3 separate regions of the Homo sapiens genome follow, and all the other regions are linked to region 2. The links are chromatin loops, found by intact Hi-C in ENCODE. Cell type or tissue: PC-3. All regions are shown on one strand. Each heading gives the region's core, and the rest is flanking DNA. Links, peaks and the distances in the headings are about the cores only. Region 1 overlaps LOC107985870 (a long non-coding RNA gene). Region 2 holds the start of LOC124905991 (a long non-coding RNA gene). Region 3 has its middle 73 kb from the start of PIRAT1.

The links. A loop is a pair of places that touch in the nucleus more often than their neighbours do. Peaks named below come from ENCODE experiments on the same cell type or tissue, not always from the same donor. Only the 100,000 strongest peaks of a DNase experiment are listed, where the experiment ranks them.
Region 1: it touches region 2 in a loop (2.4-fold over the local background); 1 of 110 quality-filtered maps calls a loop at or near these places.
Region 3: a loop joins it to region 2, with 4 times the contacts of the local background. A loop is called at or near these places in 1 of 110 quality-filtered maps.

What each region holds. Positions count from the first base shown.
Region 1 is chr2:37,671,492-37,682,054 of GRCh38, forward strand. It overlaps LOC107985870 (a long non-coding RNA gene), which reads right to left. Exons shown (of 3, transcript XR_001739410.2): 2 at 5,749-5,816; 3 at 5,283-5,611. It overlaps CDC42EP3 (CDC42 effector protein 3), which reads right to left and starts at 151. Exons shown (of 2, transcript NM_006449.5): 1 at 1-151. RefSeq lists silencers at 1-429, 600-659, 670-739, 960-1,129. In PC-3, for the core only: no CTCF peak of the experiment used is centred there; a DNase peak (open chromatin) is centred at 4,970; H3K27ac peaks cover 840 bases.
Region 2 is chr2:37,466,716-37,477,278 of GRCh38, forward strand. It overlaps LOC124905991 (a long non-coding RNA gene), which reads left to right and starts at 873. Exons shown (of 3, transcript XR_007086288.1): 1 at 873-1,445; 2 at 3,339-3,434; 3 at 6,073-10,563. In PC-3, for the core only: no CTCF peak of the experiment used is centred there; DNase peaks (open chromatin) are centred at 5,496 and 6,476; H3K4me3 peaks cover 672 bases; H3K27ac peaks cover 2,275 bases.
Region 3 is chr2:37,797,310-37,807,872 of GRCh38, forward strand. No RefSeq gene overlaps it. Among named protein-coding and RNA genes, the nearest start is that of PIRAT1, 73 kb to the right of the region's middle. In PC-3, for the core only: no CTCF peak of the experiment used is centred there; DNase peaks (open chromatin) are centred at 5,252 and 5,792; H3K4me3 peaks cover 1,578 bases; H3K27ac peaks cover 3,084 bases.

The DNA.
Region 1 (10,563 bases), core at 2,630-7,629, 200 kb after region 2:
GTGCGCAGATCCAGCCGAGTCTGCCGGCGTGGTGCCTGCTCACCGCATTATCCGCTCCGAGACGGCGTGAAGGCGCCCCAGGCCGGTGGCCGGGTCTCCGGGCTAGCCCCGCGCTGCGGTCCCCCGGCCGCGAGAGAAGGTGCGCGCGACTGAGCGCGGGGCGGCCGGACGCGAGGACTGAACCTGCGGAGGGCGGGGCGGCGCGGGGCGGGGCCGGCGGCGCGGGGACTCACTGGGGCGGGGCGGAGGGCGCGGGCAGCGGGGCCGACCCTCCCAGCCGCGGTACCTGTGCCCTGGCCCGGGGCCAACCGGTGGCCGGGCGCGCGCGCGGGGGGGGGTCACCGTTGGACCCTCGGAGGACAATGGGCGCCCATTGTTACCTCCCCAGCGCCACCCCCCAGTAGGCGACTTCTCTCGGAGAAGATGCCGCTTTCGACTCCCTAAGCACAAAGAAAGGTCGCCGGACGCTCGGTTTAAAGAGGGACCCGGAGGTGCTGCCGCCCGGGTGCACGGGGACAATAGGACTCCGCCCGCACCCCGGACTCCCGCACTAAAACTCGTGCGCCCACCTCTCCCGATCCCAACAGGCCGACCTAGCTGTGCGAGTGGCGGGCGGTGACCCGCAGGGAAGCGAGGCCACCTGAGTGCGCCGCCCCGGCCAGGCCGCAGCTCCCCAGGTCCCTCTCAGCCCGGGCTCCGGTGGGCGCGGAGGGGGAGGGTCGCGTTCTGTCAGTTTCTAGCTCGCTCCCCTCAGAGCTGCAGCCAAAACCCGGAGAGTGGAATAAGCGCCCTGAAGATGCCGGAGCTCCCGGCTGAGCAACTGGACACGCGACGAACAGCAGACGCTACAGGTTCTCCTACCCAGAGGGAGGCGTTTCTTCTCCCTCAGGGTCTTTCAAAAGGATTTGCCTAAAGCTGGGGCAAGCCGGTGGCGGCTGCCCCAGACGCGCGACGAGGCGCAAGTGGCGCAGCTGCCGGCCCGAGAGAGTAAAATTCAGGCCGCGGTGGCACCTGCGCCCGCCGGTCACCCGGCCACCGCCAGCGCCGCCGCCCGGCGCGCCCCTCCCCTCCGCCGGGGCCGGAGCGTGAACCGGGTTAATGAATGCTAATTTTCTTAATCGGCCTCCGTCTCTTCCTCCTCCGCGAGTCGTCGGCCTGGGGAAGGAGTAGGCGACAGGAAAGGGCGGTGTTTTCCGGCTGGGAGGTCCCAGCCCGCATGGTCAGCCAGGGGAGGGGGCTGGGACCCCTGGGAGTCGGACGCTGGGGGCCTGGCCTCTGCCCTGAGACTCTCGGGTTGGATGGAAATCCTGGCACAACGCGGAGAACCTCCCGGATACCTTGGCTTTGCCGAGAGATATCAGCTTCAGGTCATCACCGCGGTGCCCTGGGTCTGTCTGAAACCTTAGAGGGTGCGCCTTAAGCCGATGTTGTAAACCCAGGCTGACTTTAAGGTGAAGTGAAAAGGAAACGCACACAATCTGGAAAGCAAAATACTTGGGTGGGGTGTTAAAAGCCTCAAAGAAAAATAGTAGTTGGCAGGTCAAATGGCCATGAGGTTGGAAGTCAAATACGAAACTCGGCTGAAGTGATGTTAGAAGTTTGACAAGCAAAAACAGTCCGTGAAGATAAGAGACCCAGCATTGTTTCCCTTCTTCAAAAGACAACTCGTCCAAAGTTTCCTTTGGCAGATACCTGGATTCTACTCCAGATTCCTGAGCATTTTACTTGGGTTTCATATTTCAAAATATATGTTCCATTTGGCACTAATGTATATATTTTATATATTAATTTATTGAAAAATATTAAATGTTCCTGGCCTACTTAGAAAAAGGTATTTTTATAAATATTTATGCATAGTTTTCATTACATAGGGTATTTTATAAGTCCAAATAATATGTGTATATATATAAAATACCACATGCAAAATTCCTTTTGAACACATAAAGACATTCCCGACACACATGTCTTGTATGTAATTTTTTTCACGTGATCTATTGTTAGCTGCTGTTAAAAGCACTTTATTTCTACATGGCCAAATAAATAACTTCTTTTACAGTTTTTGCAAATATAGAGTGGCAGTTTGTCTGAAACGGCATTTTTATTCTAAAACCTATTTTTACTTTTCTACATTATCCCTTGCCTTTTAGAGGCTTTCTCTCCCTCTGCCGTTTTTAAATGAGACTTCACTGCTGGACTCTAAACAGTTATCCAGGACCTGCTCATTCAAGGGCCTGGTGGTTTGATTTATCTTGGCTCCTTTGGCCTCGCCTCCCCACCCCTCCCCTGCCCTCCCCTCCCCACCCCTCCGCTTCCCTCCCCTCCCCTTCCCTTCCTTTCCTTTTTTTTTTTTTTCCCCCAGGGTCTCAAACTCCTGGCCTCAAGTGATCCTTCTGCCTCAGCCTCCGAAAGTGCTGGGATTACAGGCATGAGCCACCATGCCCTGTGCCTCACGTTATTTCTTTGTACTGAACATCTTCAGTGAGTAACTGATCCCTCATATAGTGAATTATTCTTCCAAATGAGTGCATTTCCTGTGCTAACTATGATAGCTTGTAGAGTTGATGGATTTAGGTTTCAACATGTTATGGGAGTCTACTACCGGAAGAGAGGAAAAAGCTTTGCTTCAGGAAGATTTTAGGAGTTTTGAGATTCTGCTGTGAATTTTGGAAAGGTTTAGCCTTAAAAACATTTGGTGGTAACCTTAGAAGCCTGGTATCTGTAGACCACCTGTCAGGCCCAACAGTGGGCTGTTTTTCTATTAGTCCCTACTTGGGAGAAAAGCCAAGTAGTATTGTCAGTGCCCTTGCTGTCCAGAAACCTGTGATCTACCTAAGTGCAGAGAGCACCTTGCCAGTGTACACAAGCAAATGCTGACCACATTCTAGTCTCTTGCTACCAAGTATGGTCCCAGGACCAGCAGCACCAAGCCTCACTCCAGGGCTACCAAGTTGGAATCTTCAGTCTAATGAAATGTGGATAGTTTGCGTGCAGATTTAATGTTTGAGAAGCACCGTCCATGAGTGCTTGGTGGTTCTCCACCTTTCAAAGCTACAAACTCATTTGAAAATCTCATGGGATTTATGAGCACCCTTGGAAAAGCATATTGATTGATACACAAAATTTTTCATATGCAGTTTCAGAGTTCCTGTAAATAATCTATTGATGCCAGGGAAGTCCTAGGTTAAGACCCCCTAGTCACAAAGAAGATTGACTCAGTGTCAGCTGGAGGAGTTAAGAGAAGATTCTCACAGGGGGCAGAGCTTAAATTAAACCTGGGGAATTTGATAGGAAGAGGAGTAAAGAAGAGCATTTCAAGCTGTTGAAATGCAAAGGTCCTGAGAGGGAAAAAGAGAATGTCCTTTTTTGTATGTGTTCATGTGAAACTTAATGAGGAGATTGTTGTTTGACAGCAGGCTTTCCTTGCAATTCCTTATCATCACTTGAACGTCCAGAAAATGAAGCCAGACTGTGGACTCAGTAGTCATTCCACTTTGGGTGTGCAAGAACCCTATGACATGGGGGTTTCACATAAGATCTCATTTCCTACTACTTTGCTCACCTCTCACTCTGCCCCAGCCACATTGGCCTTCAGGCTGTTCCAGGCACTCCCGACAACAGAGCCTGGCCCACTCTTGTCTGTGTGGGGATTCTTCCCCAAATCAGCAAAAGGCTCATTAAGATCTTTATTCAAATGAGACTTCAAGGGAGAGGCTTTCTTTCTAAAATAGCAGCCCCTCCCACACTCCCTTTCCCTAAATAAAACAGGAAGAACAATTGCTTCACTACTTGCGTTATATTTATTTACAAATTCATTTATGGCCTGTTTCCTTAAATGTATGAACTTTATTTGCTGCTGTATCTCCTGTGCCTAGAATAGGGCCTGGCATATAGTAGGTACTCAATAAATGTTTATTGAATAAATGATCTTTTAACTACAACCAGTAATGAGTGTAAAAGCCATGTTTACAACTCTATAGCTACGAAATCATAATATATGAAACATTCTTGGAATATACCACATGTTTGCTGAGACTGAATTTTCAACCACTTCTCTTTAGTCTAATGAAACAAGAAACACTAAACACATGGAACATTTTAAGTTTGAAAATTCAAACATTTTAAAGTAAGACTTACAAAAAATGTCTGTATAGTCCATGTATAATGCACAACTATTTTTCTTCTGGCAAAGCTGAGACACATTCATGTGTACTCAGCTGGGGTTTTCTTCCAAAATGCCACATCCAGGCTGAATTCATGTGTGTATGGTCTGGATTATCCCCCTAAGTTAGATTTAAGGAAAATGTAGGAGAAGCTGGAAGGTTAGAACATTTTGAATGAGAATTTCCTTAAAGCTTGAGTATTCTCCTCCTTACTACCCAATTAAAATTTCACCAGTCCTGGAAATATGTCAACCTCTGCTAATGAACTTGATTGACTAATTGCCAAGGCTAAGGAATTTTCTAACCAGTGATTTCCTTGTAAATAAAGAAATTTAGGTCACATCTTGGTTGGGAGATTTCAGCTTTGCCTAATCAAATGCAGCAGGAAATGGTATACTATGAGATATACTATGAGAGGCTATGTTTGCATGAGGACTACAGGCCTAGGGTACAGTTCTAAGCAGGTTACACGGTCACTCACCATAACCACCAAATACGTTTTTGGCATTTGTATTAGCTCTTGAACTTGGGCCAGCACCAATTTAATTTGTGCATAAGACCTTCAAATATAGATGCATACTTGATCCTGTTAGTGTAAACCAGTGACTAATAAAGAGCATTACTGTATATTTATATAGCCTTCTATACTTCTAAAAACACTTTTTCATTTCATCTTCATTTTAGGTCGTTCTGTTCTTGCTGGGTAGGTAAGGCATTTATGGTTGATTTACACATTTCTTCTTTCCAGAAGGGATTTGAGGCAAAGTAGAAGGCTTTTGTATAGAATGAGTCATTCCTTTTTTTTCCAGCTTTACTGAGGTATAATTGATTGAGTCATGCCTATTGTACTCTTTGTTATGTGTTCTTTCCCCACATACCTGTATGTCTCCCTCCTTAGCTTTCTTCCCATGTCTGCTTAAATCTGAACTCCCAGAGGCCTGCCTTCCAAGACATCCTAGATAAAGTATCACCCATGGCCTTCCTTATCCCAGTACCCCCTTTATTCTTCTACATAGCACTTAACACCTGACATGTTGATTGTATATTTATTTGTTTATTGCCTCCCTGCTCCCCATACCACTAGAATATAAACTCCATGAGGGGCAGAAATATTGCCTATTTTATTCATGGCTGTATCCCAACCCCGTGATCAGTGCTTGGCACATAGTAGAGATTTAATAAATATTTGTTGAATGAATAAATGAATGAAGCCCCAGTGCTTAGGGCAGGCGCCTGTCATGTGATAAATATTTGTTGAATTAAACAAAGCTTTAATGAATGAGCTAGAGAAAGGTCTGTGATTCATTCAAGGTTATGCAGACAGTGATAACTTGCTTTATCTAGATGCGAATCCCCGCTAATTCTTTCTCCAAGCCTTCTTCATTTGTATACCTCGTAGCAAATCCAGCCTGTTGTAATGTCAGAATGTCTTTGTTCATCCTTTTTGGTACCTGACAAAAATTGAACATTATAGAGCTTTGATAGTGATTACAGGATGAGCAAGAAAAAATGACTATTTCAGTTAATGCTCTGGGTTAGTGAGACACAATAAAAAAGAGAGAGGTCGGTTGGCCGCGGTGGCTCATACCTGTAATCCCAGCACTTTCGGAGGTGGAGGCAGGTAGATCACAAGGCCAAGATGGTGCAACCCTGTCCCTACCAAAAATACAAAAAAATTAGCCAGGTGCAGTGGCAGTCACCTGTAATCACAGCTACTCGGGAGGCTGAGGCAGAGAATTGCTTGAACCCAGGAGGCAGAGGTTGCAGTGAGCCAAGATCGTGCCACTGCACTCCAGCCTGGGCGACAGAGCGAGCCTCCATCTCAAAAAAAAAAAAAAAAAAAGAGAGAGAGGTCTGCAATGATACCGCCCCCAACTTCTGCTTCCCTGCATGCATTCATGCACATGGATAGAAGAACACATACTCCTACACCATCCCCCAAAACACACACCTACACCTAGCAGTGTGCACCAAGGACAGATCATCTTCTGAGGGTTAATTACAGATCACTTCATTTGGACTCCCATAAAGGGAACCAGGAAATGTGCAGTAGAGGACACCCAGGATTGTTCTTGCATTTACTTCACAAACAGCAACCCATAGGGATATATGTAAACCGCATCAGACAATTGTCTCTTCCTCCTTTTAGGGCCCCAAGGTGGCTTGCACTTAGGGACAGCATCCTTCCCTGTGGCTCATGTTTCTGATGTGCTGGGCTCTTCAACCTGGTACTGTGGATGCTCTGAAGGCCCCTTCTTGGCCATGCCTGATTTTCAGAAATGTTCACCTGGTCGTCAACACTGCAGAAACAATGGTCGTGGTGTCTTCCTCAACAAAGATAACAGATAGATGCGGGGCCTTGAGAGTACTTGGAACTCCCTGGCTACTGACTGAACAGGTTGGAGCCAGAGGGGAGGGGAGCCATTTTACACATTTAAGGCGTGTTTATTGGGTGTCTACTTTGTGCCAAGGAATTGGGCCAACAGTGCTGGCACTCTCCTTGGGCTGACCTATATTCCTCTTATTTTTCAAACCAGTGGACTCGATGTGGAAACTATGTTGTCGAAACCCTCCATCTGAACATTCCAGAGACATCTAGATGCCCCTGACTGTAATCAGATCACTTGTCTGAGCATCAGGACATGCACACATGCAAGAGTCAACACTTGGTAATCCCGTGCTTTGCACTTTTGTCTGGAAATGCTATTATACTGACACAAGTGAGCACTGAATGCTGAGCTGCTTCTTCCAAGGTAGTCATCTCCTCTGTGGCACTATATTAAAATCTTTGTGCCTAAGAGTGGTCTAGGACTTCCTTTTTGGTTTGTAAAGTCTTATCTTTAAATTGTTTCTAATTATGGACTTGCCTAGAAAACAAAGGTAAGAATTTGCACGTTCATGCCATTATATTATAGCCCTTAGAACCCGCTGCACAGCTCTGTTTGCTAGTGAATATGACCTAACACTCTTATTGTCATTCAACTTATATTTATTGAACACCAGAGTGTAAGGCATTGTGACAGGTACTCTAAAAGGTACAAAGATGAATATGCTTCCTACACCTAAGTAGGTTAAACTTGTACAGATGATAAAACGAGCACCCAAGTCACTATAATACCAGATAATATATAATAAATAATAAATGTTATCAATTCCATGTTTTCCAAATGCCAAATAGGGATGCATATTCTGATACGTTATCTGACAATGGGACAATATGTATTGCAATTGGGATTATCTGGGATGTGTGGCCCACTAATACTGATATTTCACTATACACTGGTGGTTTTGAAGTTTTCTCCCTTTTGAATGGAATTGTAAGCAAGACCTCAATGCTTATTACAGGTGAACGTGCAGCTGCTCTGGTTGAGCTATAATGAGTGAGAAGTCCTTCTCTCTTCGTCCCCCACCCCCATTCTCTCGCCAAGGGGTTCTTGAAACTCCTTCTTGATTCTCACTGGCTCTCTTATGGGCTGAATATTTGTATCTCCCTAAAGTTCCTATGTTGAAATCCTAACCCCTGAAGTGATGGTATTAGGAGGAGAGGCCTTCAGCAGGTGATTAGGTTGGAGCACTCATGAACAGGATTGGTGCCCTTATAAAAGAGACCTTAGAGAGTTCCCTTGCTGTTTCTGCCAGGTGAGGACATAGCAAGAAGGGTTACCTAGGAACCAGGAAGCAGACCCTCATCTGACACCAATCTTGGCCTTGATCCTGGACTTCCCAGCCTCTAGAACTGTGAGATAAATATTTGTTCTTTAAGCCACCCAGTTTATGGTGTTTCTGTTGAACTAGCTTAAACAAACTAAGACTCCAAGAAACAGCTGAAACCACAGAGAGATGATCAGTAAATAGAATACTTCTGGTTAGAGTAACCAGGATGGCCTGATTAACATGGGCTGATTACTGGGCTTTCCATTGTATAGGGCTGGGGCATGTGGTCTGAGTGCACCTGTTTGTGGTACAGATCTTTAAGACTCAGGTAAATGGCCTCCATAGAGGATGTCAGTGAGGATCCAGGACTTGACTGGTGAGTTTCACGGCCTGTGTGGTTTTCAGATAAAGTGGTGAAGGATCCGAGGCTCATTTCCAGCCTCCTGTGCCTTCCTCTTCCTGAGTCCTCCTCTTTCTTCTCTCCACTATAGATGGCTTCCCGCCATCTGTTTCTCAGCCCAAAGCCCTGGCTCCTCTGGATATTTGTCTTTTGCCAGCAGCAGTACTCATAGTGGAGCCTAACATTTCTTCCTTTAGCAATGGATCCCAGAAGTACACACCCTGGGCAATGCAATGTTGGATGAATAGTGCCATCCCCAAGGAGGCAACGCTTGGTTTGCTTCCAAAGAGGGCTGGCTTGGGAGGCATGAACTCCACAGCCATACACCAATAAACTAGAACCCTAGTCCTTTAGTGTAGCATTCTGGCTAATCAAAGTTTTATACCATCTTGGAGCAGAGTTAACAAGCTTCACACATTGCTTGGGAGGGAGGCTGCGTACTTTGAGGTTCATGCTGTCCTGAAATCTCCAAATGTTGGGATTATGATGGAGGCATGATGAAGTCTTAGACACCATTCTCTTTTTTAATTGATTTATTATTCCTTGTCAATGACCTAGCTCACTATAAAGGAAAGCAGGGCTTACCGAAACCCCAAAGATGGAAGCCATACCCATATTTTTAAAAATATGAGGGCTGTGCAGAAAATTCAATTAAAAATTGTATTTTTGAGGGGTTTCCTTTTAAGTAAACTATATATGTTTTTAGAGCAGTTTTAGAGTCATGGCAAAATTAAGCGGAAAGAACAGAGAGTTTCCATAATCTTCCCACTCGCACATAGGCACACCCTCCCCGCTATAAAGTCCTACAACAGGGTGGTGCCTTTGTTACAACTGATGAATCTACATTAACACATCATTATCCCCCAAAGTCCATCACTTCCATTAGGTTTCATTCGTTATGTTGTGCATTCTATGCATTTTGTCAAATGTAAAATCATATGTATCCACCATTGTAGCGTCAGAACAATTCTATTGCCCCGAAAATCCTCTGTGCTCCATTTATTCATTCCTCCCTTCCTTCCCCAATTCCACCCCAGTGACCCTGGCAATCACTCATGTTTTTTACTGTCTCCATAGTTTTGACTTATCCAGTATGTCATATAGTTGGAATCATACAGTATGTAGCCTTTTCAGATTGGTTTCTTTTACTTAACAATATGCACTTAAGGTTCCTCCATATCTTTTCATGGTTTGATAACTCATTTCTTTTTAGCATTGAATAATATCCATCCATCGTATGGAGGTACCACAGTTTTTTATTTGTTCAAGTATTGAATATTTGTTAAATTCTTACTCCGAATGAGGTATTAAACTATATGCCATTGGGAGACATAATAATATAAGACACTATTTATAAAACAAGGCATTGTTCTGTCATACAAGGAACTTATACACCTCTAGGCCTTTGTTAAGTGGTGGAGTGGAGAAATGGGGTCTCAAGGAAGGAGAAATTCCAGCTGGCTGAGTTTCATGCTTCCTGAAGGGAAGTGCATCTGAGGAGGGATGTGGATGGGTAGGATTCCAACACTGCATGGGCTGTGTCTCCCCCAGCAAATTCATATGTTGAAGTCCTAACTACCAGTACCTTAAAATGACTGTATTTGGAGATACGGCCTTTAAAGAGATTCAAGGTTAAATGAGGTCAGATAGGTGGACCGTGATCCAATGTGACTGGTGTCCTTACAAGAAGAGGAGATTTGGACACACACACACAGACTCCAGGGGTATGTGTGAGGCGCACAGCGAGAAGATGGTTGTCTACAAGCAAGGAGAGAAGACCCAGGAGAAGCCAGTGCTGCTGGCATTTTGATCTTGGACTTCCAGCCTCCAGAACTATGAGGAAAGAAATTGCTGCTGTTTAAGCAACCCAGCGAAATAGCTAGTGGTATTTCATTTTTTCTTTCTTTTTCCTAATTGTAGACTCATAGCAAATAGTGATATTTTGTTAGGGCAGCCCTAGCAAATGAATAAAATTGTGAAGACAAGGAGGAGAATGATGCAACAGTGAGAAGGGCATGAAGAATGTTCAGAGGCTGGAACACATGCCTGTGTTCAAGATGGAGCCTGGGTTGGCTGGTAGTTTGGGACTATTTCACCAGGCTGTTGTTGGCCTTGGGGAGGGCAGCAGAGGTGAGTCCATGAGGGTGCTGGGATGGAATGACCTCTAGGATTGCCCTTGTGAGTTCGGTCAGCCTTGGAAGTGGTGGCTTGGTAACAGGAGATGTTTGTATTTTGCATGTTTTCAAGTCAATGAAAGTCAGTCTTTAAAATGCCTTGGCTCGCTTCTGTTTTATTCCTGGTGTCAGTATACAATGGTTTTAGTACGGTAAGTTTGCAACACTAAAGGAC
Region 2 (10,563 bases), core at 3,316-8,315:
TTTTTTGATAGGATACTGGCCATTGTAAATATCACTTTGTTGAGTAGACTTTGGAATCTTCTTTTACAGATATTTGGATTTTATTTTGGCAGACAGTTTAGCTACTTTTAGACCAACTTGATTCTTTTGAGGTTTGTTTTTAGCACAGGTCTGCAGTAGCCTCAGTCTAGCCCTAATACTTCTGGGGTCTTTTCTGAATGCCCTGCTTGTTCTGAGATTTCTACACCACAATTGGTAAGAACTTGGATGACTCCCAGGCTTGTATGAGTTATGGGAATTGTTCAGCTTACAGCTCCTTGTTAGTTCTTTCACTCATAGTTTCTTTTTTTTTGCCTAGTTTCGTGGTGTCTTACCACATATATGCAGAACAGGGTATGTTGCTGAAGACTCAAGGGACCACCTATGCAGCTTTCTGAAGCTCTTTCTTTGTGTGATTTTCTTCCCTTTGGAACTCTGCCTTGCAAATTCCAGCTGCCCAAGCCTCTTCTAACTCCAATATTGTATCTTTAACTCCATGAGATTTATGTGGTCTCCACTTTTCTTTTCATTCATTAATTAATTTATTCTTGAGACAGAGTCTTGCTCTGTCACCCAGGCTGGAGTGCAGTGGTACAATTTTGGCTCACCATAACCTCCGCCTCCTGGGTTCAAGCAATTCTCCTGCCTCAGCCTCCCAAGTAGCTGGAGCTACAGGTGCGTGCCACCATGCCCAGCTAATTTTTATATTTTTAGTAGAGACAGGGTTTCACCATATTAGCTAGGCTAGTCTTGAACTCCTGACTTCGGATGACCCACCTGCCTCTGCCTCCCAAAGTGCTGGGATTACAGGCATGAGCTGTCATGCCTGGCTGGGTGCTTTTATATGCTCTAGTCTCCAGGTAGAAAGCTGGGACAGTTTTAGGGCTTACCTTGTTTGTTTCCTTTCTTTTGGGGATCAATTTCTGTGCAGTCTGCAGCTTATGTTTGAAAAGAGTTGTTTCATAAATGCTTTCCTTTTGAAAAAATAGTTTATAGTGGGCAAGTAAGTCTAGTACCAGTTACTGTATCATATACTGTGACTAGAAGTTATAAAATCACATTTTAAGTCAAAGTGGAACAATCTTTTCTCATTACTCTTTGTAGGCATATATAATTTTATCTGATAACTGGTTAACTGAAAAAAAAAATCCCTTTAGTACAATACTGAGAAATTAAGAATTTCCAATAAGAGAACTAGACTCTTAGAGTTGAGTTAATTTGATGTGTCTTTTGCCCATCGGACAGGGCTACAAAATGATTTGGGAGAGAACTTGGCTGTAGTCTCTCTTAACAAATATCAAAGTATCCTTCATTTTGTCACTCACTCTACTTTTGTCTACAGAAAGTGAATTCAAAAAAGCTGGAGAGGAGACGCATCAGGTCAGAAGGGATTTGCTGCTCTGAACTGCCAGTTACACTGCACAAAAGTATGTCACATACCTTTTTGCAGAGCCACTAGTGCGGCATACAAAGAAAGGGTTCTTATTGCTATCTTGGCTGCCGTTGTGGTTTTATGTTCCCATGGTTTGGAAGCCATGACTTAGAAAGAGCCATGGTACCTGGCTGACAAACCAGCTGACATAAATGTGCTAACCATTTTCTGGCAGGTGGCCTGGTCTGCTAGCTGGCTTCTGAGAAATGATACACATGGAGGCCTCACAGACAGATCACCACTATCTCCAGCCTCTGAAAGTTCTGGAATCTGAATCTGGAATGAGTTTACTGCCCTCTATTTTCACTGGAAATAGACCAAAGAAACTGCCAAATGCTCTTTCCGTGTCAAACATCCAACATACAATGCGACTGTGGTTGTTAAGGCATTGGGTTCTTCAAATGGGTGGGCCTAGGAAGAGTTAAATCAGTCTGTCTGTTTATCTGTCTATCCATCCATGCATCCATCCATCATCTATCTATCATGTATCTACCTATCTAAATATACATGCTATAGCTGTATATATTATATTTCTAGTTTACATGTTGTTTTAATACATAGATGAAACTAATGCAGGCTAGTTTCTCAATCCCTCATCTGCAATAAAAGAATAATATTAATTTGTACTGCATAGGATAGGAAGATACAATGAATTCATAGGTGTAAATAACTTAATACCTAGTACATAGTGCCTTAGCTCAATACATCTTTACTACTGTTATTATTGTTTTACATTATAGATGGAAGGTAGTGCTTCTTGGTTACTCCAAGACTTATTCTATAGAGTATGCTTGAGCTTGGCTCCTCTATGGCCCTGTTTCAGCTTTTTGGTGTTGTTAATTTATATTCTCTTTTTAACATATACTTTAGGAAACACATTCCCTGCCCTGCCCTGCCCTGCCCTCCCCTCCCTCCCCTCCCCTTCTCTTCCTGTCATCCACTTTCCTTCCCTTCTTTCTTTCTTCTTTCAATGGATGGAGTCTTTCTAATAAGAATAGTCCTATTAGACAGACTATAAATAATGATATTCATAGATTTATTTGGTTATGACCTTGGCTTTGAATCTACTTCAGTGTTGGGCTTTATCTGCCAAAACTAAGAAGAGAACTGAGATAAGAAAATTCAAGTTAAATTGTGGTAATTCACAGATGTTGTGTGAAGAAGCAGACTTCTCATTTTTCAGGCATGGTTCTCCTGTCTGAGACTTGGATTTGGGTGTGACAGACAAGAATGTAATTTTAAAGTATTAAGATAGCAGTACAATTCGCAGTTGCAAAAATGTGGAACCAACCCAAATGCCCATCAATCAACAAGTGGATAGAGAAACTGTGATATATATATATATGATGGACTACTGCTCTGCCATAAAAAAGGAATGAATTAATAACATTTGCAGCAACCTGGATGAGATTGGAGACTATTATTCTAAGTGAAGTAACTAAGGAATGGAAAACCAAACATCGTATGTTCTCACTTAAGTGGGAGCTAAGCTATGAGGATGCAAAGGCATAAGAATGACACAACAATGGACTTTGGGGACTCAGGGGGAAAGTGTGGGAAGGCGGGGTGTGGGATAAAAGACTACAAATAGGGTTCAGTGTATACTGCTTGGGTGATGAGTGCACCAAAATCTCACAAATCACCACTAAAGAACTTACTCATGTAACCAAACACCACCTGTTCCCCAATAACCTATGGAAATTAAAAATTAAGAAAAAAAATAAAGTACTAAGAGTGTAGTTATAGAATGTTAAAAGGTATCGTAGATGCCACCAGGCCTGTTTTAAACAGAAAGACACTGAGAAACATACCACAATCTGTGCTGATAGTTTGCCTATTGACTCTCAGCCCCAAGACCACAATTGTATACTCTGCTCTGTGGTGCTAGGTTTAGAGCTCCGCCAATCACATATTCCAGACTGTTTTTGCCAGATGACTTCCTACTGGGTTCTGCTAATTTCTGTCATTGGAAGAAGACTGGAAGGTAGGAGCTTCCTTCCTATTTCTCGTTGGTCTTGTCAGTGAAAGTTTACTCTTCTCTTTGTCTTCTTTTAGCATTGCCAGAACTAGCTTCATCTTACCCGCTCAGGGATATTGTTGGGAGCCAGGTGTTCATTCTTTCTCAGGTATCTGAGCCCCAGCTCAATGGGGCGGGTCCTCTGAGATTCTGAGATTCTATCAGCAGCTGGGAAGTACAGTACTATCTCCTCAGAGGGCTAAGCCCTAGGTTAGCGGATATCCCTCTTTTGAGCTCTAGGTTTTGATAATCCCAACCACTTCTCTTTTATTTACCTAGTCCTAAGGGTTGTAGATTCTTATCTCTGGGTTATTTTAATGCCTTCCTTTTGTTCTTTCATTTTTCTAACTCCTGTGAAAACAATTTCCTATACAGTAGTCCTCCCTTATCCATGGTTTCGCTTTCTGTGGTTTCAGTTATCCATGGTCAGCTGTGGTCTGAAAATATTAAATGGAAATTCCAGAAATAAACAACTCACACATTTTAAAGTGTGCACCATTCTCAGTAGTGTGATGAAATGTGTGCTATCCCTCTGGGTCCCACTCTGGACTGCCTGGGACGGGAATCATCCCTTTGTCCGGCATATCCACACTGGAGATGCTACCTTCCTGTTAGTCACTTAGCAGCTTTAGATTGAAAAAACATAGTATACATACGGTTCAGTCCTATTTGCTGTTTCACGTCTCCACTGGGGGTCTTGGAACACACGCCCATGGATAAGGGGAGATTACTGTATTAAATCTTTTTAATTTAAATATTTGGTATTATTCTTTCTTCCCTTCCCTTCCTTTCCCTTCCCTTCCTTTCCCTTCCCTTCCTTTCCCTTCCTTTCCCTTCCCTTCCCTTCCCTTCCCTTCTCTTTCCTTCCCTTCTCTTTCCTTCCCTTCCTCTCTTCTCTCTTCCTCTTTCCTTCCCTTCTTTCTTTCTTCTTTCAATGGATAGAATTTTTCTAATAAGAATAGTCCTATTGGACAGATGATACATGATGATATTTGCGGATTGATTTGGTTATGACCTTGGCTTTGAATGCAACCCTGGGCTCCTTTCCAAAGGAAAAGTGGGATACTCTTAGTCCATGGTATGCAGTGGCATAATAATTAAATTATCAACTATGGTCACTTAGGATAAAGTTTCTGTTAAATTTCCTGATAAAGTAAGTTTCTTGGGGCACCAAATGACTACTGCATCTGACTCTTATGTAGAGTTAATGGCTACAAGGACTGTGGCATGAGATGGCTTTTATTTTTGGCTGTACTGGAGGAATAGTAAAAAGAAAATAACAAGTTTGGGGTTTTAAATTCTCAGCTTAAGTGTCAGTCAGAAAGCCAGAGAACTTCTATGGTTACCCTATAAAAGACCATTATATTTCCTGTAGCTGTGGAACAAATATCACTGAAAGCCAAACTCCAAATCTGTGTGGATTGCAGAATTATAATCTAAACTGAAATCACAGACTCACCAAATTGTTATGTGTAAGTTAGAGAACTGATTGGGAAGAAGTGGGACCTTGATATTTGAAATGAGGGCATTCTGAATGGACTCAGAAAAATCCAAAAATTTAGAACTTTGCAAGCATCCCTAAACTTTCCTTGTTAGTAGAACAAGCTCCTTCTTCCATATCTGAGGTTAATCTCTTCCTTGGTTGAAAACTCTTAATTTCATCTTATGCTGTTGTCTTGTGAGAGTGTTTTATTCTCCTACCTCCATCAAGACCCATTCTTCATTGCCTCAAGGCTTGTATGTCAAGTCAGATATCCTCAGGTACAGGAAAGAAATAGTATAGACTCCCAGAGAATTGCATGGTTTACTTAACAGCAAACATCTGAGTAGTATGGAGTATTGTGAGAATAAATTGTAAGTGCATTAGACCAAGGAGAATAGAATATAATATGAGGTCAGCCTGAATTTATTGATATGGGTGCACTTACCAGAGATTCTGGATTTAATGTGTCAGCATAACTAGCTGGAGGTTGTCCTGACAGTGTGGTTAGTTGACTGAAACTTGGGCTAAATGATGGCCTACATTCCGAGGCTGAGATGTCACAACTTCTGTGGCATAATGTAGAGTATGAGTCAACAAATTATGGTCCATGGGTCAAGTCTGTGAGCTAGGAACAGTTTTCATAATTTAAAGAAGAAAGAGGAGAGAAGGAGGAGGAGGAAGAGAAGGAGAAAGGAGACAGAAAGCCTATATGGTCCACAAAGCCTAAAATATATAGTCTTTGGACATTTACAGAAAAAGTTTGAGGACCTTTGGTATAGAGAAAGAAATCCAAAGGTTTGGGGGTGGGTATAAATAATGGAATAGATTTATCCTGTGCAAACTCTCCTTTTCTCTATGTCTTCCAAGTGTGTTTACAGCCATGGCTCAGGCTCATGTGTGCTCAGGCCGAGCATCACTGGGGAGAAGGTGTCTCTTCTCCTGCCTCACTGTTTGCACTGAAGGGAGAATAATGACATTCAGAGAGTCCTCCTTGTCTTATCTCTGTTCCCCTCTGGTACCCCTTGGGAGATGGGGGACATGGAATGTTAAAAAACAAAACAAAACAATGAGGCTTTGAGTAAGAACAGATTATCTGTTGGTTTTTTTCTTTCTTTAATTAAGGTGGTTTCCTGAGAAGCTAAGGGAAGAGAAGACTTAGACATTACTAGAACCCATTCCTCAAGACACTGTATTCAGACAGAGGTAAAGTACCTGTGCATAACTCCACATACCTCCTTAATCGATACTGTGGCTGATAAGGTGATTGCTGATTAGGTGTTTAGCTTTCATAGTGACCACAAATTCTTTTTTGGGGAGAAATTCTTTTCTTTTTCCAGCTTACCTTTTCCAACTCACATGCTTTTAAAAGCAATGTTTGCAGTTTCTGCCACTCCAATGTCAACGAGAATTTATTTTAAAATGTGTATGAACTGGCAGCTTCTCAGAAAAAAAAAACATTGTTTTGGGAATGAAGTCATCTGTTTGGAGAGCAAAGCCTCAAGTATCATGCAAGGGGCGGGAACCCAGTGCCCTCTGCCTGCTCAACCCTTTGGCACACACAGCCATTGTCAAAACCTGTTTCCAGAGCAACTGAATTCTCTGTTGAAATTACTTGGCAGTTGACAAGCTCCTCTCCCTAAGGGTCTGGAGTAACTCCTTTCAAGGGTCTTATTTTAATGTAGCTTGTCCCTGATGGAGACCAAGATCATTGCCAGCTGAAGAATTTACCAGTACTCTCAAGTTGGCTCACCTGATACATTTTTATAGTAGAGATCAAGGTGTGTGTTTGGGATTTGGACTCTAATTGATGTCTTCATCGTCTTAGAAACACGTATGTCCTAAAGTCAAAACAATAGCTGGCTTTTTGGGTTATCTGCAGGATAATATTGTATCTGGGTACACAATGTTGGCAGTCTTTGAGAGGTATTGCTCCCATGCATTCTTCCAAACTGTGTATGGAGTAAATAGCCATTCAGTATTACAGACTCTGTTTTCTGACCATGGCACAGCGGGGTCTGGGGAAAGGAGAAGACTGGGCCTTCCTTTGACTTTGTAAGTCTTTGCTTTAAAAAAATCATTTAAAAAAACGCAATCAAAGCTTAATTTAAAAACGGATGTCCAGGATGAATTGCTAGGTCAAAACTAACAAAAGTGGAATTTAATATAAGTGTAAAAATCCTGTGATTAAGTTAAAAAATCAGCTTCCTAAATAACTACCAGGTGGGGAAGCTCTTGATTTTACAGTCACAGTGAATCTTTTTCTATTAAGGGAGGCCAACTTGCATGACTTCTTCAACCAGCCCCCCCGGAAAAACCTCTCCTGGGCCATGTGCAAACAAAGAATAATTTAAATCTCATTAGAGAAAAAAAAGATTAAACAGAACTCTTCATTGTTGAATGGTATCCATTAATTAAGGGCAAAAGAGTAAAAGCATTTTAACTATACAGCTGAACTAACAGAATTTGATATTTAGGCTATTAAACCTAAAATCCAGGTCAATCATTGAAAATAAAATTGGACACATATAGAAAGTAAAAACATAACTGAGAAAATACAAATGGATACACAGAGAAAAGGAGAAGGCATTGGGGTCCCATGCACAATCTTCCTGAGCTAAGTATGTCGGGGAAACTTAGGTCTCTTGATTAAATCCAGGTTGGTTTTGGCATTTCTGGGGGACCAAAGAGGGAAATGGGTTCCATTAAGTTACTTGATGGTGGCTGCAGCCAATCAAAAGTAAGGCCCATTAGAAAGGCCCTGCATAGCTCATGTAGGACAGGCCTTTCACATGCCATGGTGCATTACACTTTCAAGGCACCTTCACTTTCATAATCTCTTTTGCTCCTCCTGTCTTACAGATGTGATCATTGAAGGACTGAGAGCAGAAATATCTTTAAATTCCCAGAGCCAGTTAGCAGCAGGGCTAGGTCTGGTCCCCTTGGCCCCTGCTTTTTTGTATTGATTACCTCTCTTAGAAGATTGCATCTTACAAAAGGTCATTACCTTATCTAGGAAATGTTAACCTTAATTCCTACCTTGAATTAAAATTGGTTGGGGAGTTGGGGTGGGGAGTGAGGATTAGACTTAAGCACCTGCCTCCCAAGCTCTCTTCCCTGGGATAGTCTGAGCCACTTCTTGTCTTCTGGGTCCCAGTTTCTTATGTCCTTTCAGTGGGGTCTACAGATGGACTGGGAGTTGGCAAAATCAGCTGGTGCTTTGGGATTGATGATGCTTGGTTGCCTCTTCTTGAGCCAGTAGAGCCTGGGATACCTTTTATATGATGCAATGGGATTCACAGAAGCTACACTCAGTGCAAATGCCTTTGTCTTTTCAGAGAGCAGAAATTCTGGTGGGTACTCAGTTGGAGATTATCTCTGCTGTTTTATCTCCTTCCTGTTCTTTCCTCTTACATTGTCCCCCTTTTCCCATCAATGTTCACATTTCTGGCTTATCTAGAATATTATGTCTTTGCATATGTGGAACATTGGCTCAATAATGAGCACCCGTGCTTTTCAGATGGGTTTGGGGATTGTCAGCCACATAACCTCATCGCTGGTCTTATATAGATTCCCATGATATCATCTCTGGGTCCTGTGGGGGTAAATCTCAACTTATCAAACCAGTCTTGCTGGGTCATAGGCTCATTTACTTCATTACTCACTTCAACGCCCTTCTTTTGCTCTCATCTCTCCCCACTTTGGCCATATGTCATTCCATATCTCTGTGTTTCAGAAACTTAATTGCAAACTGAAATTGCATGGATTGGGTTTACTCAGTTTTATTATTACAATACTAAAAAATATTTATTAAGTGCTTAATTGTGCATGGTGATATATAAAAGGGGCTGACTTGATGATGTGCAAATAATAATAATCTCTTATATTTTATTACAGCTAATGCTATTATGTCCATTATCTCCTTTAGTGCACCAATTCCAGCTATTTGTGCCTTATACATTTGTCTAAGGAGGTGTGGGATACTCTTGGCACACTCGGAATACTGCTTGCCAGTAAGTCCGATCCCTAAGTCTTACGGCCAAAGGGGCTGTGCAAAGGACCTTGGGATCAATTTTAAGGCTTTTAACATTTCTCTGCCTCTGATTATTAGTTCAAACATGCATCATAGGGAATCAGATTGGAGGGAAGGGGCAATAGACATCCCCCCACAGTTTAGGACCATGAGAAGTTGAATTGGAGGCAGGGGAAAAAGTGTGGCCTTATTAAAGGTGTTGTTTAATATTCCAAGTTTGGGATCAGTGTCAAGTAGCCTCCAGTTAGACTCTTGCTGAACTCAAAAAGGGTTTCACTCACTAAAACTCTTTAGTGAGGTATTAATAAGTATGACACCACAAAAGGGATCCATGTCCAGAGAATTTAGAAAATGAGCCTTTCTCAACACACATTAGCATATTGATGGCTTGGAGAAATCCTTCAGCAAAGGAAACATTTTAAACCTGCCTTAACTCAGAGTTTCCTAAAAGTATTGGATCATGGAACCATTTGGAGGAGGAGCACCTGTGAACATCTGTGTATCCCAAGTTCTGGGAAGTGCTGAATTTGACTAAGTTTTGTAAGGGAGGAGATGTAATAACGAAAGAAACACACAGCCTTAGGGGTGGTTAAGGAGGAAATGAAGCAGTCAGGAGAAGGCAGAGGGACCCAACTGCAGGTGGTGGCTGAGGCCCTGCCCAGTGTTTTTGCCATGGGGAGGCATCTACTGTTCTGAGGTCTCCAGCCCTCGCTGTCTCACTGTGCATTGCCTTTTGGGAAGCATGGATTATTCTTTCTCCTGTCAAAACACACCTTCCATTTAGAAAGAAAGTCAGAAGTTTCTCGGATTGGGTCCTGGTAGATTCTGAATCTAGGATGAATGGCTTCAAACTTGAACTCCTGATTTTTTAGCTGCGCGTGTGACCAGAAAGCAAGGTGTTTGCTAGAACTTACATTGCTGACCCTTCACCTACTTTTAGAAACCCTTTTCACTTTTGCATGTTTTTCCCTGGAGGTTCGCTATCAGGCTGCTGCAAACTCATCAGATGACAGGTACCCAGAGCTGCTATTTCTGGAAGCTCTTGGCCATGTAAAAATACCAAAAATATTTTTTCCTTGTTAAAGTATAAGAACTAGTCTTAGTGAGATTTAAATCATATGTTGATTTTGCTTGGAAAACCCCCAATCTTTGGTCTGTGTTTTAGGATGGACTTTGAGGTTCAATTCCAGGGCTTTAGAATATGTTCTTTAGCAAATAACTTGATGTATTTGAATGGTGCTTCTAAATTTCTGAAACAGCACTAAAGGATGTTATTTTTTGGTGTGGCTGGGAATAAAAATACCCTGTTAAACTTTTGAACCATACATCCCTCTGCCTCAATAGTTGGGCAGATGTGGAGAGAAACTACTGCTTTTTTTTTTTTTTAACATTTGGAAGGCGGTATGTACCAAGTAAAGTTCCCTCCCAACATAGTTTTGCTTTATTTGAAGAAGTTTATTAGACAAGATTAGTCTTCAGGCAATAATAGAGATTCTTCAGGAACCAAATATTTACATTTTGAACTAGCTGTAGAAATGTTTAGTGATTCTTGTGAATTTAGCTTAGACACTGCTACCTATTGT
Region 3 (10,563 bases), core at 3,248-8,247, 330 kb after region 2:
CAGGGCTCCCTCATTTGGCCCTCACTCAGTTTCCATCTTCAGATTTAGCTGGGTTCTGGAGTGAACCTTGTCCCAAGGAGGTTGGCCTCCCCAGCTCTCCCTCCTTGCCCTTACTCCTCCCTCTCAGGCCCAGTTTGAATTTCTCCTCTTTGACTTTCCACATAAAATTCCCACCCATCCCTCCAGGCCCATCACAAGCTCTCTCCACCGCCCCACCTTCCGGCGGCACATACACGCTTCAGATTCAGAGGGGTTTAGGTTCAAACCCCCTCTCTGCTACTTATTAGTTAATGAAACTTTGAGCAACTCACTCACACTTTCCTTGTCTCAGATTTCACATCTGCAAAGTGGGGATAACAACACCTCACCGTGTTGTTGGAAAGATTAAATGAGAGACTGTAGAGCACAGAGGCTGTAAGTAGTAATCAATAAATAAGGGCCATTATTATTATCCTCTCAAAATATCTGCCACACCTCTAACTTATTTGTCAGCTAATGGCAGTGCTCCACCACTTGGCCATAATAATATTTTGTTCATGACCAACTGTGGAGATTTTGTGAAAACTTTTATCTTGGAAGAATTTCTCATTGAGGAATATGTAAACCTTATGAGAAAAATTGGATTAGGAAAGCTGAGGTCACGCATAAATCTATAAAATTCATGGCAAATAAGATTATATTCATTAAAGTCAGTAAAGGCAGAATATTAAACAATGAGACTATAGTAATATTTTATGCATATCGAGTTAGTGATGATTGATTTCCATTCACCGTTTCCTGCTTACCAGAAACTTTTCTGGGACTCTTTGGCTATGCAGTGTTAAAATGATGCCTATATATTCAGTTTGTTCTGTAACAGATAATGCCGACTTGAAGAGGCACCCTGTCTGTGCCTGTTTCTCCACCCAAACATTTCATGCATTTTTGACTTGATGGTTTGGAGCTATTGATTCCAGGTATGCCTTCCAATTATTCTTCCCCCAGTCTGTTTTACACCATCTCAGCACCCTTGAAGAAACTGACCCATGCCTGCCTACTGACCATGGGGGACCAGAATTATCCTTCCTCCCTTCCATCTTTCTTTTCCCTGCTTCCTCAAACAAAGAGCACCCAGTGTTTGGAGGAAGAGTGAAGCCAGTTTTCACTGAAGGGCTTCTGTCTTGTTCTCAAAGCTTACCCAACCAAAGAGAGGAAATCAAGCATTGTGGGCCCACTCTAGTTCCTCTTTCCTTTACAATGCACAAAAGGTGAGACCTCACTGCCCAGGCCCTTTAGGGTGTTCCTTGAGGACATGCCCTTTCTTCTTCACCCACCCTTCTTTCTCTTCCCCTCCTTCCACCCTCTGCCTTTTTCCCCATGTCCCCCTTTGCCATTTTAATGCCTCTACTTTCCCCATTTTTTTCCAGGGAACATTTTCCTTCCTATAAAAATAATTTGACTCCAGGCCCTAAGATTCTTCTAGTGATTGGGCAGTTTTGGCTGTGTCAGGCATTCTCAGGATGCCTCTGGCTTTCCTCCCCACTGACTGCAGACTCCTGGGAGGAGAGGGAGAAGAGGGGTCTAGGCTTCTCAATGGGGAAAAGGTATGGGAACTTCTTCTCTTAACTGAGATTTCTTCTCCCAAATTCCTGAAATTAAACACACCTCACCTTAGGGATTTGTTTATCTTCAAAGACTCCCAGTTGGGTTCAATTTTTTATACTTCTAGTAACATAACATAGCTGTTTCTCATGAGAACCTATGGCCCTGACATTGTGCCATTACAAAGGTTTCTTTTAAAAGGTGAACATACAAGGTGCCATGCTTAGATTGCTTCTCCCTAAACAGTAGGTTTTTACAAATATTTTTTCTATATCCTCTATTTTTTTCTATAACTACAGAGGTACAGAAAGGTGGCAAGGGGGAAAAAAGCCTCAGTTTACCCTGCTATGCTTACAACCCTAACAAACCTAACTACTACATTCCCTATTAGAAGCTAAATCTTGGAACTGCTCAAAAGAAACATGGAAATGAAAGTGAATTCATATAGGCCAAGATATCTCATTAGGGAAGAAAAAAGGCTATTGATAATGTAATAATCTCTATTTTTTTTATTTTTATTTATTTTATTTTTTTTTTTTTTGGAGCTGGAGTTGTGTTCTTGTCATCCAGGCTGGAGTGCAATGGTGCAATCTTGGCTCACTGCAACCTCCGCCTCCTGGGTTCAAGCGATTCTCCTGCCTCAGCCTCCTGAGTAGCTGGGATTACAAGCACTGCCACCATGCCCAGCTAATTTTTGTATTTTTAGTAGAGACGGGGTTTCGCCACATTGGCCAGGCTAGTCTCAAACTCCTGATCTCAGGTGATCCACCCACCTTGGCCTCCCAAAGTGCTGGGATTACAGGTGTGAGCCACCGCTCCTGGCCTCTAATTTTATTTATCTAACAAAGGATACTTTACTGTATTAGGATACTTGGCTATTGAATATAATGCTGTCCTATTCCATATATATTTCCCAAATATCTATTTGTGTGTATGTGTGTGTGTGTGTGTGTGTGTGTGTGTGTCTGTGTGTATCTCCATATAAAATTGTTCTATATATATTTTCCTTCTACTCCTAGATGACAAAGTTCTTATGGGCAGGGACCAGATCTTACATTTCTTTTGTACCTCCATGGGCCACTTCCCTTCAAAAAAGTATTTTTTGAGAGCGGATTCTGCACCAGTGGATTGGAGAGGTGTCTCTGAGCTCTGTTATCCTGACCATAGCTGCTTGAACCAGGGGTCAGCACCCAACCCCCAAACAGCCATCTATAGGTTGGCCAGCATCAAAGAAAAGTTGGCTTCATGAGACAGCTTTGCCCCCACCTGGGTGGTGATAGATCAAAAGATCAGCTTGTTTCTTAAAGAGAGTTTAAACAATAGATACAGGATCTTGTCATTAAGTGTTTTCTGATATAAAAATACTCCCTTGGGTAATTGGTGGCAGCAGGGGAGAGAGAAATTGACTCACAAAAACAGACATGTCTGAGGGAATAGCCACTGATGTTGCTGAGTTACTGACCTTTCTGCCCAATGACCAAAACTAACACTGTTTGCTAAAGGATGTTCCAGTGGCCACAAGGCTTAGCAGGGCAGCTGCTGGGACAGTTTTGCCAATTCCTGTCTTTCTCATGTGTCATTATATTGAACATCCTTTATTGGAGTTGATTGGGATGTTTCTGTTTCTTGTATTCCGAAGGAACTAACTGACAGGGTGCCCAGTGCTAGGAGATATAGAAGAGCTTGTGGTCTCTATTCAAAGAGACGGATTTGTGAGTGGAAATGTCATTAAGTGGAATGTTTTAATTTTCTGTGGCTGCTGTAGTAAATTACCACAAACTTGGTGACTAAACCAGTGCAAATTTATTCTCTTACAGTTTTGGAGGTCAGAAATCTCAGAGCAGTTTCACTGGGCTAAAGTCAAAGTGTTAGCAGGGCTGATTTACTCTGGAGGTTCTAGAGGAGAATCCATTTCCTTGCCTTTTCTAGCTTCTGAAGTTTGCCTGCCTTCCTTGGCCTGTGACCTTTTCCCTGCATCACTCCAACCTTCTGTTTCCATCATCACATCTTCTACTTCCGTGTGACATGGGCTTCTCCTGTGTTCCTCTTATAAGGACCACTATGATGACATTGGGCCCACTAGGATAATCCAGAAGAATCTTCCCAGGTCAATCAATATCCTTAACTTGGTTGCATCTACACAGCCCCCTTTGCCACATCAGGTAACATTGACAGGTTCTGGGGATAAGAACATGGACATCTTGGTGGATATTATTCAGCTTATTTCAGGGAGCACATCCTGTGAATGATATAAACAGAGGTCTGTGGAGTCTCCACGAGGGGCAACTGGACCAGGGGAGAGAAGGTCAAACACATAAAAAGGTTCTCAATGAAGCCTCTCTTAATCATAAAAAAGTTTTCCTCTCCCCCTACTCTCTAATCTGTCTATCATCTTAGGATTCCAAGAGAGATATGAGTGTAAAGATCTGCCAAATACATCACTCAGTGTTCCCCATCCCATCCTGATCAAAGTTAATGAACTTGCCCCTTTCTCAAAATAGAACTTGGGAAATTGTCCCACTAGTCCACTTCCCCCAAACAAGGGAGTGCAATGATGTAGAACTGGAGTCATAGATGGGAGTAAGATTGCTTTGCTCAGAGATGACAGGAGTTGAGATGGGCAGAGACACAAGGTGGTGTTTCTTCGACAAACTCCCAGGTGTGCGGGTTCCTGACTGTGAGTGAAGGACTGTGATTTGAATAAGGGCTGGGGTGTGTATCTGAAGAAAATGGTGAGGCATTTATCACTTAGATTTGGGGGAGGAGATTAAAATACAATAACTAGATAGTCATTAAAAATTATTCCAGACACCCAAAAATTGATATGGGGGAGTTCTATTAGGAAAACAGGCTTCATTTACTGGAAAATGGGGAGGTTAATTAAGAAGTAAGAGTGTTTATAAGTAGGATGTTCAGAGGAAGTGCTGATGTTGTCCTTGTCATTAAATGTTTTCTGATATAAAAATACTCCCTTGGTACTTACGAAGAAGGCTGATTTTCATTATTAGACATTCACTTATTCATTGTAAAATAAAAGCGTGTGTGTATGTGTGTGTGCATGCATATGTATTTCCAATCAAAAGTCAGGAGCGCGGACTATATTATATAGAACCCAGAGATTCAAAGGCCTGATTATGAATGGATAGTTACACGGATAGATTAATGATGGATGGATGGAAGAAGTGTGGTTCATCTGTCATGACTGGTGCCTCTAGCTCTAAGATGTCTGACTTTGAATCCAGAGGAAGAAGTGGGATCACTGGGGTTAGGGGAGTATCCTTTAAAAGTTTTGCAAAAAACATTTGCAGTCACTTTTGGTTTATCTCTGCCGGTTGGATTTAGTTTTCCTGAAGCCCCTTGGGGCAGGGCCATCTATGACTTATGCTCCGGGCAATGGAATGTGGCTTTTTCTTCCCTTTCACCCAGGAGCTCTCAAGCTGCCTCTTTGCTTCCTTCTCTACCTATCTGCATGGATTTTAAGCTTATCTGGATACTCATTGTGAATACTCATGAGGGCTAATTTCACTGCATTGCTCCACAAAAGAGTTCCTGGATTCCATATTCTGGAATAATTTAGCAGACTTCAGGATGAATCAAAAGAAGCCAGTCACAGAAAAATGTCCATCAACCTTTTAGTTTAATCATCCCTTATGCCTTAAGGGTATGTTGTAACACAGCTGGCCTAGACAGCCTCTCTCCTGCTCCCCTGGCTCTACGGGTTTTCCTCTGGCCCAGCCCACCTGTCCAGGCTCACCTCTTGCCCCATTCCCACTTTGCAGCCTACATTGAAGCCAAATCAAACTATTCACAGCTGCCCTGGCGCTCTGGACTATGTCAAGTACCCTTGACTTTGCTCATGTAGCTGGAGGGTTCTTTCCTCTTCCTCCACATCTCCCCATGTTCCCTTCTCTTTCCCCATCAATCTTTAAAGACTCACAAATCCAAAATATTCTACTCTAAAAAAGCTTTCATTGACAGTTTTCCTCCACCTCCACCCATTACCAAGTACTTTCTCCTATACATACTTCTATTACAGCAATGATAATACTGCAAATACATTCACAAGAAGGAAAAAAAAATCTCAAGCCAATTAGCAAGTGACTAGAGTCTGAGGGAAGTCCACAGTGGAGATGAGTAAGAGGCCTTGTAATGCAGAAGAGCCAAACAGGGATTAAGGGATAATGCTGTAAAAAAGCAAAATAAATAACCAGGGCAGGCTCTGTTGAATCTTACAGAGATGGCCTTCTAGGTTAAACATTTTTTGAAGTACAGACATGCAATGCTTAACAAGGAGGATATGTTCTGAGAAATGCATTGTTAGATGATTTAATCATTGTGTAAACACCATAGAGGGTACTTGCATGTACTGAATGTACTGAATACTGTAGGCAGTTGTAATGCAATGATAAGCATTCATATATCTAAACATGGAAAAGTACAGTAAAAATACAGTATTTTTTACTGGGACAACCTTCCAATATGCAGTCTTTTGTTGACCAAAATGGTGTTATGTGGCTAATGAATGCCCACTTAACTGGAAAATACAAATATTCCAGGACTGAAAAAACTATGTCTCTGAGAACCTCTTTCCCTCCTCTACCATATATAGGTCCTCAGGGATGCACTCAGAGCTTTGGCTAAGGAAAGGGGTGCTTACCAGGGTGGCCACATGCATCCTGGACATCAAAGGGATGACATTGGTCACAGCCAGTTGCCTCGTTCCCAAAGATTCCAGAAGGACATTGGCATTGTGGCAAAAGAGCAGCAATGCCAGTGTTCCCACTGGGCATGTCAAGTTGATTTAGAATTAGGCTGAGGAAAGGGGACACTTCGGCCTAGTCCAGGAGACCATGGGGTGTTATTTCCTAGCTTGTTCTTAATTTCTCAGCTGAAGGTAGTGTAATAGACACTGATTATTTGTGGCCACCTAATATCTCTGAACTCCCTCCTCTTTTTCTTTTGTGTAACAGCTTTATTGAGATGTAATTCACATACCACACAATTCACCCATATAAAGTGTACAATGCAATGGCTTTTAGTATATTCACAAAATTTTGCAACCATTACATCAATCAATATTTTCATTATCCCAAAAGGAAATCTTTTTTTTTTATTACACTTTAAGTTTTAGGGTACATGGGCACAATGTGCAGGTTTGTTACATATGTATACATGTGCCATGCTGGTGTGCTGCACCCATTAACTCGTCATTTAACATTAGGTGTATCTCCTAATGCTATCCTTCCTCCTTCCCCTGACCCCACAACAGGCCCCGGATTGTGATGTTCCCCTTCCTGTGTCCATGTATTCTCATTGTTCAATTCCCACCTATGAGTGAGAACATGCGGTGTTTGGTTTTTTGTCCTTGCAATAGTTTGCTGAGAATCATGGTTTCCAGTTTCATCCATGTCCCTACAAAGGACATGAACTCATCAGTTTTTATGGCTGCATAGTATTCCATGGTGTATATGTGCCACATTTTCTTAATCCAGTCTATCGTTGTTGGACATTTGGGTTGGTTCCAAGTCTTTGCTATTGTGAATAGTGCCGCAATAAACATACGTGTGCATGTGTCTTTATAGCAGCATGATTTATAATCCTTTGGGTATATACCCAGTAATGGGATGGCTGGGCGAAATGGTATTTCTAGTTCTAGATCCCTGAGGAATCAACCACACTGACTTCCACAATGGTTGAACTAGTTTACAGTCCCACCAACAATGTAAAAGTGTTCTTATTTCTCCACATCCTCTCCAGCACCTGTTGTTTCCTGACTTTTTAATGATCGCCATTCTAACTGGTGTGAGATGGTGTCTCATTGTGGTTTTGATTTGCATTTCTCTGATGGCCAGTGATGATGAGCATTTTTTCATGTGTCTTTTGGTTGCATAAATGTCTTCTTTTGAGAAGTATCTGTTCATGTCCTTTGCCCACTTTTTGATGGGGTTGTTTGTTTTTTCTTGTAAATTTGTTTGAGTTCATTGTAGATTCTCGGTGTTAGCCCTTTGTCAGATGAGTAGGTGGCGAAAATTTTCTCCGATTTGGTAGGTTGCCTGTTCACCCTGATGGTGGTTTCTTTTGCTGTGCAGAAGGTCTTTAGTTTAATTAGATCCCGTTTGTCAATTTTGGCTTTTGTTGCCATTGCTTTTGGTGTTTTAGACACGAAGTCCTTGCCCATGCCTATGTCCTGAATGGTATTGCCTAGGTTTTCTTCTAGGGTTATTATGGTTTTAGGTCTAACATGTAAGTCTTTAATCCATCTTGAATTAATTTTTGTATAAGGTGTAAGGAAGGGATCCAGTTTCAGCTTTCTACATATGGCTAGCCAGTTTTCCCAGCACCATTTATTAAATAGGGAATCTTTTCCCCATTGCTTGTTTTTCTCAGGTTTGTCAAAGATCAGATGGTTGTAGATATGCGGCATCATTTCTGAGGGCTCTGTTCTGTTCCATTGATCTATATCTCTGGTTTGGTACCAGTACCATGCTGTTTTGGTTACTGTAGCCTTGTAGTATAATTTGAAGTCAGGCAGCGTGGTGCCTCCAGCTTTGTTCTTTTGGCTTAGGATTGACTTGGTGACACAGGCTCTTTTTTGCTTCCATACGAACTTTAAAGTAGTTTCTTCCAATTCTGTGAAGAAAGTCATTGGTAGCTTGATGGGGATGGCATTGAATCTATAAATTACCTTGGGCAGTATGGCCATTTTCACGATATTGATTCTTCCTACCCATGAGCATGGAATGTTCTTCCATTTGTTTGTGTCCTCTTTTATTTCATTGAGCAGTGGTTTGTAGTTCTCCTCGAAGAGGTCCTTCACATCCCTTGTAAGTTGGATTCCCGGGTATTTTATTCTCTTTGAAGCAATTGTGAATGGGAGTTCCCTCATGATTTGGCTCTCTGTTTGTCTGTTATTGGTGTATAAGAATGCTTGTGATTTTTGTACATTGATTTTGTATCCTGAGATTTTGCTGAAGTTGCTTATCAGCTTAAGGAGATTTTGTGCTGAGACGATGGGGTTTTCTAAATATACAATCATGTCATCTGCAAACAGGGACAATTTGACTTCCTCTTTTCCTAATTGAATACCCTTTATTTCCTTCTCCTGCCTAATTTCCCTGGCCAGAACTTCCAACACTATGTTGAATAGGAGCGGTGAGAGAGGGCATCCCTGTCTTGTGCCAGTTTTCAAAGGGAATGCTTCCAGTTTTTGCCCCCAAAAGGAAATCTTGGACCCATTAACCATCATCTCCCAAACCTCCCACCACTGTCCAGCCCTAGGCAACTGATGTGGTTTGGCTGTGTCCCCACCCAAATCTCATCTTGACTTCCAACATGCTGTGGGAGGGACCCGGTGGGAGGTGACTGAATCATGGGGGCAGGTGTTTCCCATGCTGTTCTCATGATAGTGAATAAGTCTCATGAGAACTGATGGTTTTAAAAATGGGAGTTTCTCTGCACAAGCTCTCTCTTTTTGCCTGCTGTCATCCACATAAGATGTGACTTGCTCCTCCTTGCCTTCCATCATGATTGTGAGGCCTCCCCAGCTACGTGGAACTGAGTCCAATTAAACTTCTTTCTTTTGTAAATGGCCCAGTCTCAGGTATGTCTTTGTCAGCAGCGTGAAAATGGACTAATACGACAACCATCTGTTCATTAATCTTCTGTCTCTATATGTTTTCCTATTATAGACTGTTAAAGGCTGAATTGTGTCCCCCTGATATTCATATGTTGTGGTTCTATTTGTATTTGAAGACAGGGTCTTGAAAGAGGTAATTAAGTAATAATGAGGTCACCAAAGTGGGCTCTAATCCAATACAATTGGTTCCTTAAAAGAAGAGATTATGGCACAGGCACAGAGAGAAGACCATGTGAAGACACAGGGAGAAGATGGGATCCCCAAGCCACGAAGAGCAGCTTCAGAATGAAACCAACCCTGCTGGTGTCTTGATCTCAGATTTCTAGCCTCCAGAACTGTGAGAAAATCCGTGTCTGTTGTTTAAGCCATCAAGTCTATGGTACTTTGTTGTGGCAGCCCTAGAAAAAGAATACATTTCAAAGAAATGAAATCATACAATATCTGATCCATTGTGATGGGCTTCTTTTACCTACCATAATGTTTTCCAGGTTCACCTATATTGTAGCATACATCAGTACTTCATTCCTTTTATGACCAAATAATCTTCCGTTGTATAGATATACACATTTTGTTGATCCATTAGTTAGCTGAGGGACATTTGGATTGTTTACATTTTTTAGCTATTTTGCAGAATGTTGCTATGAATATTGATGTAAAAGATTTTGTGTGGACTTACATTTTCAATTCTCTTGACTATATATCTAGGAGTGCAATTGCTGGGTAACTCTATGCTTCACCTTTTGCAGAACTGCCAGATTGTTGTCCAAAGTGGCTGCACCATATTACATTTCCAGCAATTCATGAGAGTTCCACTTTTTCCACATCTTCACCAACACTTGCTGTTATCTGTCTTTTTTATTATAGCCATCCTAGTGGATTCATAATGGTATCTCAGTGCAGTTTTGATTTGCATTTCCCTAATGGCTAATGATGTTAAGCATCTTTCATGTGTTATTGACCATTTGTATATCTTTTTTGGAGAAATGTATATTCTGATCTTTTGCTTATTTTTAATTCAGTTATTTTTCTTTTCGTTATTGAGTTGTAAGATTCCTTTATAGGCAAGAAATGCAAGTCTCTTATCATATATATGATTTTCAAAGCTTTTCTCCATTCTGTGAGTTGTCTTTTCATTTTCTTGATGGTATTCTTTGAAGCATAAATGGTTTTAATTTTAATGATATCTTCTCTACCTTTTAGTAATATCCCATATGATAAGTTGCACCTTCCCAAGGTAGAAGCTAGAAATCTTCCACACCGAAACTCTTTTGTAGCTAGGGTAACCTAGATTCCACCAATCAGATCTACCCATGATAGTCTTAGATTTTGGAAATTAGCAACCCAAG